2 separate regions of the Homo sapiens genome follow, and region 1 is linked to region 2. Evidence: read pairs that join two places in POLR2A ChIA-PET (ENCODE). Cell type or tissue: A673. All regions are shown on one strand.

Region 1 (8,000 bases), 370 kb before region 2:
TAAATTAATTTTTATAACCATGTTGAAATAATTTGCTATCAATTTGGGAAAAAAAGTTAAACTTATAATTCCTATCATATCCCCAAATAAACTCCAGATTACTAAAAAAATTCCTTAATATACAAAACAAAACAATAAAAATATTAGAAAAGCACACTGGAAAACATAGAAGTCACAAAAAAAGAACAAAAAATGAAAATTTAAACTTTTATGACAAGTGGTATCATTAATAAATTAAAACACATGTAATAAGTTGAAAAAATATTTGCAACATATATAAGGGACAAAAAATAAAGACTCAAAAACTGTAAAGAGATTTTAACAAATCAGTAAGAAGCAGACAAATCATCCAACAGAAAACAGGTGAAGGATATGAACAGGCAATTCACAGAAGAAGAAACGCAAGGATATATAGAAAGTATGTGTAAAATTTTGTTTCACTTCACTATTAACCAGTGAGTTATTTTCTCTCATCAAATGAGCCAAAATTAAATTTTGAGAATGTGCATTGTTGTGATGGTGTGGGAGAAAAGGCATTTCATGTTTCGTTGATGGGAGTGCAATTTGGAAAACCTAAACTCTGCCTTTGGGAGATAATTTGGCAATATTTATCTAATTACATGTAATAAATATTTGCTTGATCAATTACATTCTTAGAAATCTCTCCTTCAAAAATACTCTCACATAATTACACAAACCTTAAACAACCTAACTGTGCATCTATTAGTTGAAACATCTTTAATAACCTTAATAGTATATCTATTTTATGGAATAATATGCAACAATTAAGAATAATCAAATATGTTGTATTTACTACTCTTAAATGATCTGTAAAGCATGTTCTTAAGTTAACCAGCAAAATAAGGCAAGTTGCAGAACACAAGTACAGTATGATTACTTTTGTGGGAAAAAAACACCTAAATACTTATATAAACACATGAAAAAAGATGTAGAAAGATGCATTCCAAATGTTTCTCCAAGGAGGGGGAAGCTGGATGAGAAAGGATGAAGGAAACATTTGCTTTTTATTCTGCCTAGTTTAGTTTGTTTATTTGAAGAATATATATTTGGATTACTGGTATAACTTTTAAGTTCTTGAACATGCAGGGGAATATAAAGCAGAACAAGTATATACGAACATTAAAAGAAAAAATGCATCACAGCCACCTTTTTTTTCCTTTTTTTAGACGGAGTCTTGCTCTGTCATCAGGCTGGAGTGCAGTGGCGTGATCTCGGGTCACTGCAACCTCTGCCTCCCGAGTTCAAGCGATTCTCCTGCCTCAGCCTCCCGAGTAGCTGGGACTACAGGTCGCGCCACCACACCCAGTTAATTTTTGTGTTTTTAGTAGAGACGGGGTTTCACCATGTTGGCCTTGATCTCTTGACCTTGTGATCCACCCTCCTCAGCCTCCCAAAGTGCTGGGATTACAGGCGTGAGCCACCACGCCCAGCCACAGCCACTTTTTGACATGTCACATATCTCATTGGCAGAGTTAGGATATTGGAACACAGTAACTGGTGAACAGAAAACAATCATCCCATTCTCGCCTCTGGTTCCTTGTAACTGGCACCAATCACATTTGTAGACTTCTTTAGAGTTTACTTTATAAAATATTTCAATAATAATAACGCTTTGTATCTGTAAAATACAAAGCAATTTCTTATTTATTTTTGTCTTTGATCAGGAAAATTGAGCAAATATTATTATACACACAGTTTTCTAGGGAAGGAGATAAGACTCAGTGGAATGTCTAAAATTGCAGAGCAAGTATAGTCTTCATCCTTGCCTCTTGTTCCTACTTCCATTGCTTTCATACAACACCAGAGTGAAGTTCCTTGAATCAAAATACTGTAGTTAATAGACTTATATATTCTATGAGTTGAACTTATATCTGACAGCAGGAATATGGTTATTGATGAACAACAACATTCCTATTGGACATTTCTACACGTAACATTGTCCCAAAGTCTGAAATTAGCAACAAAATGCCTGTTCACATCCTCTATTGATATTCTATTGGTTTATTTGCCTGTTTTTTATTGATTTGTAATATCTCTGTATATTTTTTAGAACTTTATCCTTCGTCCTTTAGATATGTTGCAAATCGTTTTCTAATCTGTTACATGTATTTTAATTTGAACTCATTTGTAATAAAACGTTTAATTTTTATTGTTCTTGTTCTTTTTTTATATAACATATAAAATGTTTTCCAATATACTTTTCTTATTCTCTGGCAAAGCTAAGAACTCACATGACTTGCCCAATATCACATGGCTAATTAAGAGCAGAATCGAGCTTAGAACCTAGTTCTCCTGAACCCAGGGCCAGTAATCCCTCCACCACAGTATGTCTTACCTTCTTACCACAATCCTGCCACACAGTTCATCTTTATTTTTTGTATTTGAGGTATTGTGCGTACAGAATATGTGACCAGAGATGGATGAAATTTGAAGTTTAAGTTTCTTGGCACTTCCTCTTAAAAGCATTCAAAATATAAGAGATTATGATAAACTTTAGCCCCATGGCATAGGTACAGAGCCCAGGCTTAAAGGGATCCTAGGCCTGAAAAAGGCTTGGAGAAAATTCATTCCGGTGGATTTATCTTTTACATGAAGGAATAGAAGCCTAAGGAGGTAAAGAGATGTTTTTTCCACGTTCACTGCCAAAGTGTCGTAGATAGATGCAAAATGCTGTTCTCCTCCCATTTTCCTGTTCTGTCTCATAGATTAGATTTCACCAAGCAAAGGAATTCCGGGACAAGCTAAGAGAGGAGAGGATACTCTCTTAAAAATCTGGAAGAAGGGAAAAATCCAAATTTGAAAAACTACAAAAGAAGGATAAAAAAGCAGAACTATTGAGATGAAATTGGTCACAATCTCTATTTTATAATTGGAGATTAGTTCATTTATTTGAGTTTGAATCTGTCATCTAATACTTTTCTTTTTTCTACCTATTTTATGTTTATTTTTCATTACTTTCTGGCTTTCTTTTTAATTAATTAACATTTTATTATTTTATTTTCCCCCTTATTAATAAGCTTTGTTAGTTTACCCTTTTTAAAGTGGTTAAAAGATTACACTATGTGTCCAACAATGATAGACTGGATTAAGAAAATGTGGCACATATACACCATGGAATACTATGCAGCCATAAAAAATGATGAGTTCATGTCCTTTGTAGGGACATGGATGAAATTGGAAATCATCATTCTCAGTAAACTATCACAAGGACAAAAAACCAAACAACCCATGTTCTCACTCATGGATGGGAATTGAACAATGAGAACACATGGACACAGGAAGGGGAACATCACACTCTGGGGACTGTTGTCGGGTGGGGGGAGCGGGGAGGGATAGCATTAGGAGATATACCTAATGCTAAATGACGAGTTAATGGGTGCAGCACAGCAGCATGGCACATGTGTACATATCTAACTACCCTGCACATTGTGCACATGTACCCTAAAACTTAAAGTACAGTAATAATTTAAAAAAAAAGAAAATACAAAAAAAAAAAAAGAAAATGTGGCACATATACACCATGGAATACTATGCAGTCATAAAAAAATGATGAGTTCATGTCCTTTGTAGGGACATGGATGAAGCTGGAAACCATCATTCTCAGCAAACTATCGCAAGGACAAAAAATCAAACACCGCATGTTCTCACTCATAGGTGGGAATTGAACAATGAGAACACATGGACACAGGAAGGGGAACATCACACACCGGGGACTGTTGTGGGTTGGGGGGAGTGGGGAGGGATAGCATTAGGAGATATACCTAATGTTAAATGATGAGTTAATGGGTGCAGCACACCAACATGGCACATGTATACATATGTAACAAACCTGCACATTGTGCATATGTACCCTGAAACTTAAAGTATAATAAAAAATAAAAAATATATAAAAATAAATTTAAAAAAAAGAGAAACCTCTGATTGCAACAATGAGCATTTTTAACAAAAAAAAAAAGATCACACTATGTGTAATCTAGTATAAATTAGGAATCTAGTATAAATTAGTATTTTCTCCCATTCCAAACAATGGGTCTTTCAACATTTTTTTTTTTTTTTTAGGAAAAAACAGGGTCTCACTGTATCAGTGCAGTGGCATGATCAGGGCTCACTATAGCCTCAACCTCCTGGGATCAAACAATACTCCCGCCTCAGCCTCCCAAGTACACAGGACCACAGGTGTGCACCATCATGCCTGGATGATTTTTGTACGTTTTGTAGAAATGGGATTTTGCCATGTTGCCCAGACAGGTCTTGAACTCTTGAGCTGAAGAGATCTGCCTACCCTGGCCCCCAAAGTGCTGGGATTATAGGCATGAGCCACCACGCCCGGCCTAAACAGATGCTTTATGCTTGGCGTCTCAGCATTTCTCCCCATCCCCCTTATATATAAGTGCATATATCAAGGAGAAAAAGTTGCCTAGAATACCAGGTTTATCTCAATTTTTCCTTTTTTTTTTTTTTTAACAGTATCTTAAACCCACAAATACTGGCTGTCTTGGTAGAACTTTGTGGTTTAAAACAGTTTTTTATTCCCAATTACAAATATCTTCTTTAGTTATTATCACTGCAAAGTTGATCTACTTTCCAAGTCTGATCAACTGAGATGTTCAATCATTATCAGAAGCAGAACTTCTGTTGAAGAAGCTAATGTTAGAGAAAAACACTATTGATGTTTTGTACATGCCCCCAATACAAATTTCTTTATAGCTTTATTTTTAAAACACATTTTCATGAAGCTACTTATGGTATGATTACATTGAACACAGACACAAGTGAGTCTATGTATAAGGAGTGAAATCTGAAAAAGCTCTGTGGATTGTACCAATGGAATCGACTGGTTTTGGCATTGTACTATAGTTATGCAAGGTGTCAACACTGGAGAAGGCAGAGTGAATTGTCCTTTATCCAAGTTACAAAGCCAATGAAGTAGATAATTTATATAATTCTTTGCTAGATTCTTTTTTGCTTGATAACAATAGAAAATGTTTGCTTTTTTAATAAAATTGGAGTATTACAGAAATTGAAACATAGGAAATTAGACTTACTCAAGTACCATAATCCAGAGGAAATTGCTGTTAACAATATGACGCAGCTTTATCCGACTTTTTGAGGATAGTTGTGGTTTATGGAATAATTTTAAAAGTAACATTTCCTGATTCTTTTTTTGTGTCTTTTTAATAATGTGGGGTTTTTTTAAGTTTCTTTACAATAGCCTCAGGATGTATTTTAAGTTTTGAATTCCCAGAGCACATGACTCTGTTTTACTCATTTTCATTCTAACATTTTTAAATCCCCATGTACTCAGATTCTTCCATATTTGTTAGTTATCTTTTAACAATCTATTATTATTATTGTTGTTGTTATTATTTTTGAGACAGAGTCTCACTTGTTGCCCAGGCTGGAGTACAGTGGCGCGATCTCAGCTCATTGCAAACTCCGCGTCCCGGTTTCATGCAATTCTCGTGCCTCAGCCAGCCTCCTGAGTAGGTAGGATTACAGATGTGTGCCACCATGTCTGGCTAATGCTTTTATTTTTAGTAGAGATGGGGTTTCATCATGGCTGGTCTCAAACTCCTGACATCAAGTGATCCACCTGCCTCGGCCTCCCCAACTGCTGGAATTACAGGTGTAAGCCACAGCACCCAGTCACAATAATTTATTCTTAAGATGGTTTTCATCTACTATGTTCAGAGGTTTAATGCTGTCACTTGTTTTTCAGTTAGCACAATTAAATGTATATCATGTTATGTTTTTAATGTTCCTAGTTCTTGTATGTATTCATGTCTGCTCTTATATTGTGGCCAACAAATAGCCTATGGAAAACACATGGGAAAGTTTGTGTCTCTCTGTGCATTCCTTGGCAACTTCCAGTGAATATATAGTTATTTCAACATTGAAAAAAATACATCTTCCAAAAATTATCAAAAGAAACAGCATCTTTCAGAACTGTCACAGTTTTAGTCAAAATGTACCCTTCGAAACATAATAGGATAACATTTTGAACAATGCATCTAGATTACATTTGCTTTAAATTTAGAGTATTCTCTGCATAGACAAAAGGAAGAAACAATTTTCCTTTGCCATATAAATTAATGAAATTATGCCAGGGCCGTAAGTAGACTATGGGCCCTTCAAGAAACATTTTTTAAAGACAAAGATATTGGGTGAAGTTCACTGATTTCACAGATTCGTTGTTTGCAAGCATGCAAATTCAACTGGAGTAATTTCCTTTAGCCTATTAGAGCAAAGTTACAGAGAAGCCCAGTGTAATCTTCTGAATTTATGCTATCATCTGAGAAGGGATATTCTGTGACTATGAAAAGGTATAGTAGTTTGAGGCTATAGGGATGGGGGCAAATGGTATGATTACACTTTCTTTTGTGAATCAATTCCAGATGTGCCATTAGATTCTTTGAATGCTGAAGGAACAAAATATCAGTGCTAGAGAACCCATACTGGTAATCTAGTTGAATTTTCTCCTTTTACAGAGGAAGAAACTGAGACCTAGAAAGACAGATTGCCTGCACAAGTCATACAGTTTTCTTACAAAAACTAAAATACCACTTGAACCAGTGTATCATTCATATTTCAAATTAGATTAATTTGTCTTATCTTTTTAAAATGTTAATAAGATATATCAGTTCAACTTTTGTTTATTTTGGAACATTGGGGATGTTTCTTCAGTCTGACTCATCTAGAATGACAACTTTACAAACAGCCATTTCTTTTTCTTCCCTCCCAGAAGTACTAGAGTCTAGTCAGAATTTCCTCATACAGCTTAGAAGGCATGTTTCACATTTTATGAAAAACCATGCTGGAGTCTACATTATGGTGGGATAGACAAGGATGTGAGCTGGGGGTTGTGGGGAAGAAGGAAAAGAAGACAAAACCTCAATATACAGGATTATAATTCATTTCGATTCAGATATAAATTGCCAACTGATCCTCACTCAGGCTGTGAAATATAGATTACATCTGAAAAATTCTACTATTTCATTGTTACATCTAAAGAAGTAAATTGTTAAGTATTAATATGAAAAGCAAATATAGGAAAAACTCAATCTAAAGGCATATTTTGCAGTTCTACTTTGCTAAAAAGCAAACTACTTCTAACTCCCAGTTTTTAATGGTGATAGTAAAAGTCTAGCTCTTTCTTTAGGTCAAACAAGGTAATGCATATAAACGAGCTATTGAACAATAAGTAGACTGTTGTGGGTTTGTTGTATTGCTGCTGTTGTTGTTAACAGCAGCTTCTCATCTTGTAACTACAAAGTAGCTGCTTTAACGCCATAGTACTTATTAACATTCTCTCATTATTGTTAATAAAATCTTCATTTCTGAACACAGCAGGGCAGAGAAAGAGAACAGCATAAGGCAATGGCCACATCCATGCCATAGAATACACGTCAAGCATATACAATCATTTAAGCATTCAGAATGCCCAAGGAGAAATTGAATATCTGGAATTAGGTTTTAAAAAGATGTGGAAGGGGGCTGAGAGTTCATAAATTAGTATTCATCTAGAATGATCCTGTTACACTCAAAAGAAATCAACCTTTGGAGCTCACATGACATCAAGCACAAGAGGGTTTAAAAATAATACTCAAGTCAATACACATCTACGGAATGCCAAACAGTGTTACACAAGCAGTGCCATGGTGATTAAGGGAAAATCTGTGTTTAAAGCAGAATCTCTGAAGAGCAATTACCTCCTTTTCACCAAAGGTCTTCATCTGCCCCATACCCAGGTACCTAAAGTGAAAGCAAATACAACTGAAAGAAAGCAGTGGCTCTCAAGTTAGAGAATTTTAGCTAACAGACGAAACAGTCAAATATTTGCAGAACACAATTGAGAAAAGCTGTATCAGTCAGGTCAGAACAGGAAAGGTTATTCTGTGATAACAAACAGCCCACAAAAATCTCAGTGTCTTAAAACATATATTTATTTCTTGTTTAGGCAAAGTTTGCCGCCGATCAGG
Region 2 (8,000 bases):
TATGTTACAATGTAACATAATCACATGAATGACATCCCATCACCTTTACAATATTCTATCAACTAGAAACAAGTCACAGGTCCTGCCCACACTCAAAGGCCGGTGACTGCACAAAGTGTGAATAGCAGGAGGCCACCTCAGAGGCTGTCTAATGCTGTCACCAAGAGGAAAAGGCATTGTCCAATTTCCCTTTGAATTTTCCAATTCATTTTCTGTTCTAGCCCAAGAGGTCTAGAAGTTTCATAATCTGTTAATTAGAGACATGAAGCTTAGGGAAGATGAAGGGAAGTAGAAAGAACTGCATTTAAGAGAAAGTAAAAAAGATAATCACTCTCTCCATATGGACTGTGGAAATGGTGATGTCGGTGTCCAACAATAGCTCCTTAAATCCCTCAAGTCCCACCAAGATGGCTTTGGGGAAGGTAATCAAAGGAGACACCCCCGTATGGTACAGGCCTAATTCAGCCATCTTTGGACCTAATGGTTTGAAGCCTTACAGATGGAAATTGGCCACTGAGCCATGAGCAAATCTGTCTGTCTGTGGGTTAATAGGGGAGATAACTCTAGTCTCCTTTAAATACATACAGGATTATTATTAAGACACCATCCGACTAGTCTCTATTCCTTCTAAAGAAGAACCAGGGAGAAATGGGCTTGAATTTCAGCAAGAAGAAATTTGTATAAACCTAAGAAAAAAAGTCTAAACAGCAATGGTGAGTAAGCACTGAAACAAGCTATAAAACAAAGCTATGAAGTACAGTCATGCACCACATAACCACTTTTAGGTCAATGTCAAACCACATATACCATAATGGTCCCATAGATTATAACAGAGCTGAAAAAGTCCTATCACTTAGTATTTACTCTACTTTTTATTGTTATTTTAGAGTATACCTCCTTCTACTTATTTTTAAAAAGTTAACTGTAAAAGCCTAAGGCAGGTCCTTCAGGAGGTATTCCAGAAGAAGGCATTGTTAACATAGGAGGTGACAGCTCCGCATGTGTTACTGCCCCTGAAGACCTTCCAGTGAGACAAGAGGCGGAGGTGAAAGATAGTAATAGTGATGACCCTGACCCTGTGTAGGCCCAGGCTAATGTGTGTGTTTGTGTCCTAGTTTTTAACAAAAAAAAAAATTACAAATAAAAGAAAAAATTAAAATACAAGAATGCTTACAGAATAATAATATAAAGAAAAAATTTTTTACAGCTGTACAATGTGTGTTTTAAGCTGCATTATTACTAAACGGTTAACAAGTTAAAAAAATTAAGTTTACAGGGTAAAAATGTTACAAGTAAGCTAAGACTAATTTATTATTGAAGAAAGAAAAAATTTTAATATAAATGTAGTGTGGCCCAAGTGCACAGTCTTTATAAAGCCTACAGTAGTGTACAGTAAAGTCCTAGGCCTTCACATTCACTCACCCCTCACTCACTGACTCACCTAGGGCAGCTTCCAGTCCTGCAAGCTCCATTCATGAGAAGAGCCCTGTATAGGTATACTATTTTTACTTTTTTTTTTTTTTTTTTGAGAAGGAGTCTTGCCCTGTTGCCCAGGCTGGAGTGCAATGGCATGATCTCAGCTCACTGCAACCTCCGCCTCTCGGGTTCAAGCGATTCTCCTGCCTCAGCCTCCCAAGTAGCTGGGATTACATGTGTGTGTCACCACACCCGGCTAATTTTTTGTATCTTTAGTAGAGACAGGGTTTCACCATGTTGCTAGGCTGGTCTTGAACTCCTGACCTCGTGATCTGCCTGCCTCAGCCTCCCAAAGTGCTGGGATTACAGGTGTGAGCCACCACACCCGGCCTTAAATCTTTTATACTGTATTTTTTACTGTACCTTTTCTGTGTCTAGATATGTTTAGGTACACAAATACTTACCATTGTGTTATAATTGCTTACAGTATTCAGTATGGTAACATGTTGTACAGGTTTGCTGCCTAGGAGCAACAGGCTATACCACAGAGCCTAGGTGTATAGCAGGCTACACCATCTGGGTTTGTGTAAGCACACTGTATGAAGTTCACACGATAATGAAATTGCCTAATGATGCATTTCTCAGAACGTATTCATCGTGACTGTATCAGTCTCCTGAGATTTTAAAAAATAAACTGGACACCTACCAAGATGATGGTCCAAATGCAGTGAAGTAGTTGGGCTGGAAGACCTTCCCCTATGCTCAGCACATGGTAACACCTCAAAAACAAATATTTATTAAAGATATTGAAGTTTCTTTGCTGTTGTTGATGACTAACCAGATAGAAGTATTTTAAACTGAGATCCTTAGACTACCTCTGTCAAAATCATCTGGGGTATTATTTAAAATACAAGTTGTTAGGTATAGTTCTAGGTGTCATAAATTAAAATCTCTTGAGTTAGGGCCTAGGAACAGTTTTTTTTTTTTTTTTTTTTTTTGAGACGGAGTTTCACTCTTGTTGCCCAGGCTGGAATGCAATGGTGCGATCTCGGCTCACTGCAACCTCTGCCTCCCGAGTTCAAGTGATTCTCCTGCCTCAGCCTCCCGGGTAGCTGGGATTACAGGTGCCCCCCACGCCCAGCTAATTTCTCGTACTTTTAGTAGAGATGGGGTTTCACCATGTTGGTCAGGCTGGTCTTGAACTCCTGACCTCAGGTGATCCACCCACCTCGGCCTCCCAAAGTGTTGGGATTACAGCGCGGTGAGCCACCGCGCCCAGCCAGGAACAGTTTTTTTAAACAAGCACCCCAGGAAGTGTTAATGTACTCATTAAAGTCTGAGGACCACTGTAAATGTAATATAATCTATATCAGAACTTCAATTTCTTTATTCACATCTTCTCGTCCCTGCACCCCCACCCTCAACCCCACATTTCAAAGAAATAAATACTGCTTCCTCCTTTGAGCAGCGAAAAAAGCATCTCACAGCCCCCTGGCTTTCATGCCTAAATACAGCTCAGCAACCAAACTATATGAACATCCACAATGGCTCCCACCATGCTGTTTCCCCAGGGAAGTTACATAATAGGTTTCTGGCACATACCACTGTTACTAGAATTACAAATGAACCCCCACCCCCATCTCTCCAGGAGTCTCGTGTGTTGAGTAAAACCACAACAATATATCTGCTGCTTAGAACCAGGGTGAAAAGAGTAGGGGTATGCTTGGAGAAGTGTGTGTGGTTTGCTGCATGGAAACTCAGTGCACCATCCTACCAGCTGCAGAGTCTGCGTGTGAGCCCTGTGTCTCTACATACTGGACTTGAATTTTTGCAAGACCCTATTAGGGTCCCCAGGAGAGCTCTCATATGAAGTCCAAGAAATCTGAGGAAAACGTGCAGCTTACATGATGGACTAATTTCATTTCAATAAAATTCCCATATTACATTCAATGTGCCTGGCTTTATTAAGTTTTGTCATAAACGCTGGGAACACTTCCAAATTTAGGCTTGCACAATTATTTTTATTGGTGCGTTAACTAAAAATGGTATATGCATAAGTCAGAGTGTACATTTGACTTCATCTGGGGAGCTAAAATGAGCTTTAGGTTGATTTATAGTCATTTTACCCCAGTAAATGAGATACAGGAAATAGGGGTTAGAGTTTCTGATCACAGCATTTCTAAATCCATCCCAGTTCCATCCACGGCTCTGCCATGTATCTAATGAATTTAAATTCCAAATGTCTATCGGCAACCTGCAAAGTCACCAAACAAAGAGGCTGGCTTACTTTCAGACCCAGAGCCATCCAAACTGGGCAAAAAAATAGAGGTTTGTTGCACTAAAGTGGGACTGGGGAGCTCTCGGTGCTTTGAAAGGTTTTAATTGCTATGGAAAAAATCCTTTCAAAGATTTTTTTCCCTCAACATGGGCCCCTTGGAAACTTTTCATAGGGGAACTGTAAAATATTTATACAGCTAGCAGCACTGTTAAAAAAAAAAAAAAAAGCAAGAAAGAAAGAAGCATAGCACTGAATGAAAAGCAGACTTGAAGTGAGCCTTGCAGATTCAGGGGACCAGGGAGGGGAGGTTGCTGTGATTCCAACCCCTGGAAACAGGATTAATCCCTACCAACCATGCCCACAGACAGGGCCCACTTCACCGGCATGTGACCTGGCACTTAGAAGCGTCCTGCGTCTAGTTGAATGCTCTGCTGTAGCCATTTTGAAATTTTTGATTTTTGAACAAGAGACCCCGTGTTTTAATTTTGCAACGAGCCCTGTTACGTTACGTAGCCTTGCATGTTACGTAGCTGGCCCAGCTCACAGAACTTCCCCAGGACCGCTGTCTTCAGACATTTCAGTATGGTCCTCCCACCCCTTCCTCCCTGTTGGCTTTTCTTTTGCTTTCTTTTTCTGGAGGTATCCACAACACCGACCCTTTGACAGTCCTCAGTGGCATCTGCTCCACTTCCCATCGGTATGTCTGGCTGGCATACACACTGCCCACGCAGCTTTGTCACCCCAGGACATATGAGGCGAACAATCCATATTCAAAACCCTAGAAAACATGAACCTGAGCTTGTGAATAGACCAAAAAGTATAGAATTTTGTAGTTTAAAGGAACTACAACATTCTTGTTTTGTAGAGTAAATTAGTCCTGGAGAGAGGAAGGAAATTTCCCAAGGCTACTTCATTTATTAATATCAGGTTGGGGACAGGACCTGATATACATGCTGCTAGCTCACTCTGCAGGCTCTATAAAAAGGGTTAAGATGAACAAGTATAGTCCCCAAACTGTCCCCAAACTCATGTGAACTCTGGCTTCAGTCTTTTCTCAACACTTCAATCAACAATGACGTTATTAAAGAGCCGGGCGTGCTGGCACACGCCTGCAATCCCAGCACTTTGGGAGGCCGAGAAGGGCAGATCACTTGAGGTCAGGAGTTTGAGACCAGCCTGGCCAATATGGCGAAACCTCATCTCTACTAAAAATACAAAAATTAGTGGGCTTGGTGGTGTGCGCTTGCAATCCCAGCTTCTTGGGAGGCTGAGAGGGGAGGATCACTTGAACCCGGGAGGTGGAGGTTCCGGTGAACTAAGATCACACCACTGTACTCCAGCCTGGGCAACAGAGCGAGACTCCGTCTCAAAAAAAAAAAAAAAAAAAAAAAAAGATGCTATCAAAGAAAGGCTGGAAAGATAATCATTTTCTCCACACCAACCCCCCAAATATTTTCATTCCTCCCACTCCTTATCTTTTACTGATGAAGATATTTGGTAGCAAAAACAACAGATGTAAATTGCATGACCTCTTCATGGCTCTAGCCTACCACTGATGCTGTCAACCTGGTAACCCTGTAGAAAGGAAGAGAAGAATCCAAGGGCCCAGAAAACCCGCAAAGTGGATAATTAACACCAGAGAAATCAAGATTTGGCCACTTCATCATAGCTAAAATACTAAGGGGCAGGATGAGACACAGTCCCGAAACTTCCTACCAGGGGAAATGGGTTGCAGAATTACTACTATCTCGTCAATCAGGAGGGAACCTCTTGTCTCAAGGCTGACTTAATTGCCATAATTCAATTAACATGCTTCCACTAATTATATAAGCTTTTAGATGACAGTTCAACAGTAGCACCACTGAGAGTAAGCCATTTTTTTTTTCGTTTTTAAACTTAGTCTTAGTTAATTATAAGTAAATTGCATTGGTTTCTTTTTCACATCCTGCCTTCAACTATTTTGTTACAAAATAATATCACATAATTTAAGAGCTCTGGATCTTTGGCAAAAAAAAAAAAAATAAGGCATGTATACCATGTGCAAAACTGTAGCATTCATAAAGAGACAAGCCCCTTCTTTTCTTTCTTCCTTCCTGTTTTTCTTCCTTCATTTCTTTCTAGATGCCAATTCTTATGAAATATTAAATGAGATAAATAACAATCATATTAATTGAAATGAACATCTATTTTATAAATTCTCAGATCTAGAACAATGTCTGGCTCAATACAGATTTGTTAAATAATTATAAATGTTAATTATTGGATGAGATACTTTGGGGCATGGTAGAGAAAGTCTGAGGAGGGCTAAAAGCCCTAAGATCTAATTTAACAGAGTGTATATGTTCTTTCATAAGATAAGATGTAAAAGCAGGAACACAACAAATCAGTCAAAAACTACCTGGAATTTGAAGATACTGAAGAGGAATGCAGAGTATACATCATGAAAATGGTAAATCAGATTAACTCTTCCATTGAGAAAGATAAGAAGATGGGTTTTCAATGTCAGTTATCTTATCTACATACAAATGAAAGTTGACAAATGTAAATTACTTGCTACAAACCAATGGACAGAGGATCCATCACAGTTGGATACATTTCGACAAAGCAAAGGATGCCACACTAGAATTGGCCCAGTGCTAATTTGCATAACAGCAAAGATTCATTTTGATACACCTTTATAGAGTTCATTTTCAATGAAAGTGCATATTCTTTGTACCAAAGCATACCCAATTCTTCTATATTTTCATGATTTATGATTGAGCAGAAATCTACAGGTATGTCAGAAATTTTAATAGATATTCAGGACTCCAAAGATAATTCATGAGAGCAGAATTAGAATTGCTACTTTTTTTTTCCTTGAGGGCTATTTTTTTCACTTTTCTACCTAGCACTTCATTTTACTCAGACCAAAAGTTTCTCTTATGTATTTTGATGAGGCCACAGGAAGTATGAAGAGTACAGAAAAAGTAATTATATTCCCACTAATATAATCATATAAACAGGCTAGTGTTAGCTCAGTTAGTGAGAAAAAGACATTTTAAAGTGGAAGCAGCCACCATGCTATGTAGGGTTAACATGACAAAGGAGACTCCGACCCAGGAAGATGAGAATAACAACTCCCCATCTTCAGGTCTCAGACTGTCAGATCCTTATGGAAACTTTCCTGCCTTTTCCCCAGATGTTAGGCCTCTGGTTATTGGCCACTTTTACTTGTAGAACACTGATCAGTTGAAATTCATTAATTATTAGCAGTCCATGAATGCTTGTTCTTCCAAAAGGCCTGAATGTCCCTGGAGTCCATGTTTGCTCACCATAATGTTTCTGGCCTGGTGCTTCTCTGCCTGCTCTAAGTATTCTTATGGAGTCAGGAAAAGAAAGTAAGGCTCCTTTCTCATTCTGCCAAAGCCCCCGTATTAGCTGGAACTCTTTCAATTGCACGTGATAAGCATCTAGCTTAAATTACTTTAAGAAGGCAATAAGGCTTAAAGGCCAACACACTTATAAAACCCAACCTTGAAAAGGCCAGTCTTGAGACAATATCCTTTCACTTTCCACTCAAGACACTCCAAGGAAGGATTCAGATTGGCTCAGCATAGGTCATGGGTCCACATCTTGGACTAATCTCTTTGGCTAGAAGAATATGGTACAAAATCCACCCAACCAGAATCCAGTGACCACTTCTGCGACTGAGGAAGGTGCAGAGTGCTGTGTTCCCAGCCCTGCCAGCCATAGATAGCCCTGTGTTGTGGGAGAAGTTGAAAGTAGCAAGAAGGGAAGGGTCAGGAGGATGCTGGGCATGTAAAACAAAGATGCACATGGAGGCCCCCAGCCTCCATCTAGAGGAAGATGAAATGTTTCTACAGTTCTGGATTTTCAATAACAACAGCCTTGATATGGGCAGCTTTTATTTTATTTCATTTTTTAAGAGCTATATGGATTCATAACAGTTCAAATGATCATTTCTATCTCTATTAGACCCTTTTGTAAAAAAAAGTATGCCCACATGCCAGTAGCAATATTTAACAATTTAATTCAGAGTGCTACCATTAGTTACTTTTGATTGACTTAGAAAATAATACATACATCATGTTTTATTTTGAGGAAAAGTCTGAGAGTAGTAATCAGATCGGGGCAAAACGTACTCATCTACTTCATTCTTAAGGATGGTTTATTGCTCCTATCCATGGGAGCACGGAGTGACCAGTAATATCTGATTCTTCTGGGACCCCAGAACTCCTTGCTGTTTTCCTGTGTGCTCAGATGTTTTCTCGTGCTAAAGCTATACATGTAAATCAAGCCCTCTTAC

The links. ChIA-PET counts read pairs that join two places held together with the same protein. Peaks named below come from ENCODE experiments on the same cell type or tissue, not always from the same donor. Only the 100,000 strongest peaks of a DNase experiment are listed, where the experiment ranks them.
Region 1: POLR2A ChIA-PET joins it to region 2 with 11 read pairs; 2 of 35 experiments call an interaction of 5 or more read pairs at or near these places.

Annotation. Positions count from the first base shown.
Region 1 is chr9:14,044,901-14,052,900 of GRCh38, forward strand. No RefSeq gene overlaps it. Among named protein-coding and RNA genes, the nearest start is that of LINC00583, 120 kb to the left of the region's middle. In A673, no CTCF peak of the experiment used is centred here; no DNase peak of the experiment used is centred here.
Region 2 is chr9:14,415,384-14,423,383 of GRCh38, forward strand. It overlaps a transcript of NFIB not described here. Among named protein-coding and RNA genes, the nearest start is that of TRH-GTG1-6, 15 kb to the right of the region's middle. In A673, no CTCF peak of the experiment used is centred here; DNase peaks (open chromatin) are centred at 3,038 and 3,618; H3K4me3 peaks cover 1,121 bases; H3K27ac peaks cover 2,485 bases.